Regions from separate parts of the Homo sapiens genome. Here region 2 is linked to region 1. Evidence: chromatin contacts called from ENCODE Hi-C or POLR2A ChIA-PET data. All regions are on one chromosome and are shown on one strand. Each heading gives the region's core, a stretch centred on a gene start or an enhancer-like site at or near the end of the contact. The rest is flanking DNA. Distances are from core to core; before and after follow the strand shown. Region 1 has its middle 15 kb from the start of ASPRV1. Region 2 holds the start of SNRNP27 (small nuclear ribonucleoprotein U4/U6.U5 subunit 27).

Region 1 (2,700 bases), core at 137-2,636:
GCACAGGCCACTACCTCGGCTAATTTTTTTTTTTTTTTGAGAGACGGGGTCTCCCTCTGTCTCTCTGGCTTACTCCTAAAAAATCTGTAACATCCGATTCAAAGCTAGTTCCATAGAACCACTATTCTCATTTACTTGCAATCCAACGAACTTTCTCCAGTTGAGGAGAAAGGGTGGCATTCCTTCCTGTTTCTGGCAGGGGAATCAGACCCAGGTCAGCACTGCCACTGCCTCTGGCCTCTGCGGATATCCCCAAAGGAGCCCCAGTTCTTCTAGACAGGAGGGATTATTTCCAGCCCTGGGGCACCACCCTCCTAGTCCTTGGCAAGTTTGTTTCCATAACCAAACAAACAAACAAAAAAACCAAAAACCCCTCACATTCACCTTCCCTCTCCACACCCTTGACCCCAATAACCTCACTCCTGCTTAGTCAACCTCACTTCCGTCTGCTTGCAAAAGCATTTTTTATTTTACACTGTGATTCCGCATGGCAGTATCCTCTTGTTCTCTACAAAGGTGGATCGGAAGTAACTTCCAAAATTACAAATACTAAAATAGGAAAGATGTTGAGTAAAAGCCAAGGCCAGAGAAGAGACTAAGGGGAAACTGGGTCACAAACATGCACATTACAGGTTCTCACAAAATTACTAAAGGTGAAGTGTGAATTTGGCTCTGAGTTTCCTGACAGCCAAAGGGAGAAGAGAAAGATGATCTGTTGCATGATTCACTGTTTCCCTGAGGTAAACACACCTGTTTTTCAGGGGAAAGCAATGGGATTGCTGCAATGAGTTCCAAAAGAATACTTTTCCCTAACATTATAAAGTGTGGTGACAAGAAAGCAGGGCCAGGTTCCATCCTGATTATCTCTTTACTCTTCCACTGATACCTCTTCTGGGCCACACACTGTTCCATGCCCTGTGCTAGTCTGCATTGACTGGTAGCTTCTTTGACCAAAGTTATTAACTGCAAAGTAGCCAAGAATCATCACAACCTCTGCAGTTGCTCAGAGGTCATACTTGAAGTGTGGAGTTGTCCCCGTCTGGGTAGAGCTCTACCTACGGTTGTTCTGAATTTGCAGTGCAAAGGTACGTGTGAATGCGGGAACTGAAGTCATTTGGCCTCTTCTGATGAGATACTTGCAACATATGGGCATTTTAGCAAGGGCTTCCCTCTGTCTCTCTCTCTGAGCCACCTCTGTATGATCTGGTCTCTCTATGAGAGGAACTGCCCTGTAGGGCTGGCGGGGTCTTAGGGTCGTTTTGACCTTCCGAACAGCACATAGGTGAGATACTACCTGGAAAATAGCCACCCCTCCACTGTCAATGCCCACATTCTGTCCCTGAGTCACCCTCTGCTCCCCCTTTCGGTTTAACCACTTCCTGCCTACTGTTTGTTGTCTAAACAGCACAGTCAGAATGACATATTTGAACACTTCCCCACCCTCTAATGTAATTTTCCCTTCCAAGCTTATTTCTTCTCTGAGTGTTGGAATTTTGTATTCTGAAAATCCAAGTCACATGCCAGACAGTGTTCGAACGTTCTCTCCTTGGCTGGGAAAATGATTATAATTGCTCATATGTACTGAATGCTTTCTGCATGTCAGGCATGGGGAAAAGCTGTTTGCATACTTTACCTTACTTAATCCCCCTAGCAGCCCTGGGAAGTACATGCTGTTATTATCCTCACTCTACAGACCGGGTCAGCAGAGTCCCAGATACTTGCCTGGGGTCACCGAGGGTGTTAAGGGTGGAGTTGGCATCGACCCTTAGCTCCATTTGACCAGAGTCTGTGCACGTGACCATCACCCAGGACCACCTTCCGGGGTACCTAGGGGACATGGGCACTCCCCCTGAGTTTCTATTTCCACTTGGCCAGCCTATTGGTCTCTGTTGGTCATTACTGGCTCGAATGCTTCACAGCAATGGTTTTTTCCGCCTTCTGGGGGATGACAGTATCAGCGTGGCAAGGCGAGTGTGTTGGATGTTCTGCTTGTAACTAAACAGATACTGGTTCTCCCACGCCCACTGGTCCCTGTGCATGGCTGGGGGCTATCTCCAGGTGTCACCCAGCCCGGCTGTCTGGCTGGCCAATGGTGTTGGTTGGCCAGTGCCTTTCTCTCTTTCCCCTATCCCTAAGGCCCTCCCAGGTGCCTTCTCCTCCAGGATGGCTGCTTTCTTTGAAGGCAGACGTATTTCTGACACAGAGCTCCCTGCGTTGACTGTCTTCCTCACCTCTGCCCCCAGGCAAGGCCAAGAGCATCCTAGAAAAGCCCCTGCCCTTTTCTCCAGGGCCTGAGTGGGCCTCTCTAGCTCCAATACCCCCAGTCCACCCGCTCAGACCTGGCCTCAGGTGCATGCCCTTGGCCTCCGTCCTGGCTCTTCCTGTGGTCATCCCTTTGGATAAGATGGTTCGCCTGTCCCATTACATCCCTAGCCTGCCTTCACCAGACACGCTGCCTTCACCCACAGCCGGGGAGGCTCCCGGAAGCTTCAGCCAGTTAGAGCCTGCCCTGCCGTCTGCCTGAAAGTGGGTTAGTCACTCTGTCCCAACACAAAGCTTCCCTTTCCTCTGGGCAACATGTTCAACCCAGCCAGCAGCCAGCAGCCACATCTACCTCATCTAGTCTCCACAAGGACACTCGCAGAGGCAATGACTCCAGAATTCTGCATGGAACAGAGTGGGCAGGGAGCTGCCTCGCCA
Region 2 (2,700 bases), core at 64-2,563, 53 kb after region 1:
AGTTTCTTAGGGACTTTCGGTAAATAAAACTCTTGGCTTATTTTCTGCCCTTACCGGGAGCGTCTTCGGTGCGGGGATCGCGAGCGGCTCCTTCTCCGATCTCTCTCCCGAGACCTGGACCTTTCTCGGCGCCTGCGTTCTCTCTCCCGGGATGTGGACCGGGAACGCCTACGTTCTAATGCAAACGCACACAAATTGCAGAACTGATAATTACCTCAAATATCTAGAGCTGCGCCGTCCAGTAGAAAAATAATGCAAACCATTACTAGTCACATTAAAAAGGTAAAAAGAGGCTGGGAGCGGTGGCTCACGCCTGTAATCCCAGCACTTTGTGAGGCTGGCGGGCGGATCACAAGGTCAGGAGTTCGAGACCAGCCTGGCCAACGCGGCGAAACCCCGTCTCTAATAAAAATACAAAAATTAGCCAGGCGTGGTGGCACGGACGGGTAATCCCAGCTACTCGGAAGGCTGAGGCATGAGAATCGCTTGAACCCAGGAGGTGGAGGTTGCAGTGAGCTGAGATCGGCCACTGCACTCCAGCCTGGGCGGGCGACAGAGCGAGACTCTGTCTCATTAAAAATAAATAAATTGATTTAAAAAAAAAACGAATCAGGGGCAGAACCGAGGGTCTAAGTTAGATCTCCTAATGGAAGTCCAGGGTTCTTTACGTCGCGCTGCCTCATTTATGGGGCTGGTAGCCAGAAAACATTACGAAGTGAGCTCCCAGGACTCAAAATTCTTAATATCGATTTCCCTGTAATGACCTGGGCAGGAATCTAACATTTATTAAGTATTTAAGAACCAGGCAGAATCACATACTGTATGTTATGGGATGTGACATTAATTCTCACATCAGTTTTTAAAAGTTGGCAATACTACCCTCAATGACTCATTCTGGGAATTCGATTCAGAAAGGCTGAGTAGTGACTTGCCCACCGTCGCCCAGAAATTCAGCAAAGGAACTGAGGTCTAATTCTAAACCCACCGGCCACAGTGTAATAAAAGTTATTGTATGAAGGTGACAAAGACTTAATGAAACTAATTCAGAGACAAACAACTGCCTTCAAACCGGAGAGGGCGGGCTGAAGAGGGCAGGGCCCAGGTCTACGTTCCTTTATCCACCCCTCGCTCTCCGCCTGGGAAAAGGGCCCGCCTCTCTGCTACGCGGCTACCAAAAACAAAACAAAATAAAACAAAAGGGACAGGCCTCCAACAGAGCCCCATATCCTCCGAATTGCTACAGGACTCACCCCTCCGTGGAGAGCGGCTGCGACTGCGACCCATTTGGAGTCCCGCTTCCCGGAAACAACTGTGCAACAACTTCCGGGAGGGCCGGGAACCGAGCTTTTACCGCCGACCAGAAAACGTCAAAACGAGTTGCGAGGGTTCCGGTCTTCTTTGTTCACGGTGGGCATTAAAACATGCGATTTGGTGTTATTATAGAAATTCCTGGAAAATTCAGCCGTATACCCATTATCCTAACACAGCTTTCATTTTTCCCCCATTTTTGTCCACATGCACAAAATAGAGCAAACCAATTGTAAACATAGCATAGACAAACAGCTTATGTTCTTCCACTTTTCCACATAACATTCATAAGGAGTGAATATACCAAAGTTCACTGTCCATCTGCTTTATATTTTCTCATGCCAGCATTGAGAAGGCACCCAAAACCTCCTATGGGCTCTTGGAAGGAAAACTAAAGGCCCCAGATTCCATCCTACCCGACAAAGTACTTCCCCAAAGTTGCCTCTGTCCTCAGGGAAAACAACAACAACAACAACAAAAACTTTAGAATGTTCAAAACTACAAAAATTAGGAGAAAGACTGTCTTGCCCCAAGGCTGAACCGTCTGTGGTAGAGCATAAATATGCTTACCAGGAAAGACTCAAACCTCTATTTCTTATTTTATTTTATTTTGTTCCAGGGTACATTTGCAGGATGTGCAGTTTTGTTACATAGGTAAATGTGTGCCATGGTGGTTCGCTACACCTATCAACCCATTAAGCCTTGCATCTATTAAGCTATTCTTCCCAATGCTCTCCCTCTCCCCAGCTCCTCCCCCTACAGGCCCCAGTGTGTGTTGTTCCTCTCCCTGTGCCCATGTGTTCTCATTGTTCAGCTCCTACTTATAAGTGAGAACATGCAATGTTTGGTTTTCTGTTTCTGTGTTAGTTTGCTGAAGATAATGGCTTCTAGTTCCATCCATGTCCCTGCAAAGGACATTATCTCGTTCCTTTTTATGGCTGTGTAGTATTCCATGGTGTATACGTACCACATTTTTTTAATCCAGTCTATCATTGATGGGCATTTGGGTTGATTCTATGTCTTCGCTATTGTGAATAGTACTGCAGTGAACATATGCGTGCAAGTATCTTCGTAATAAAATTATTTATATTCCTTTGGGTATATACCCAGTAATGGGATTGCTGGGTCAAATGGTATTTCTGGTTTTAGGTCTTTGAGGAAACACCACATTGTCTTCCACAATGGTTGAGCTAATTTACATTCCCACCAACAGTGTAAAAGTGTTGAACCTCTGTTTCTAATCAAACCAACTCTTTTCAGTCAGCTCTCTCTAGAATTATCAAGTCTAGTGACCTGGCTTTTAAAATACAAAGAGCTGGGGGATGGAAAGGGACTTTATTAGGTTGGAAAAAATGCCCACCAATCACATAAATTTTTAATTAGATTTATACA

The links. Hi-C counts contacts between places; a loop is a spot of excess contacts on that map. ChIA-PET counts read pairs that join two places held with the same protein, here RNA polymerase II (POLR2A). Pooled maps may share reads with other maps.
Region 2: a pooled map shows a loop between it and region 1 (2.5-fold over the local background). The contact joins the promoter of SNRNP27 here to the enhancer-like site in region 1. A Hi-C loop is called at or near these places in 3 of 50 pooled maps. POLR2A ChIA-PET finds 5 or more read pairs at or near these places in 5 of 52 experiments (A549, Panc1, activated CD4-positive, alpha-beta T cell and 2 more).

Annotation. Positions count from the first base shown.
Region 1 is chr2:69,945,422-69,948,121 of GRCh38, reverse strand. It overlaps a transcript of ASPRV1 not described here. Among named protein-coding and RNA genes, the nearest start is that of ASPRV1, 15 kb to the left of the region's middle. RefSeq lists an enhancer at 440-1,639. Within about 2 kb of position 1,386, at least 12 of the 41 ENCODE cell types and tissues checked have a DNase peak (open chromatin) inside an H3K27ac peak, as active enhancers do; they include Panc1, where a contact is called at or near this core.
Region 2 is chr2:69,892,569-69,895,268 of GRCh38, reverse strand. It overlaps SNRNP27 (small nuclear ribonucleoprotein U4/U6.U5 subunit 27), which reads right to left and starts at 1,313. Exons shown (of 6, transcript NM_006857.3): 1 at 1,251-1,313; 2 at 55-175. The coding sequence starts at 1,284. RefSeq lists enhancers at 1-752, 951-1,010, 753-1,688.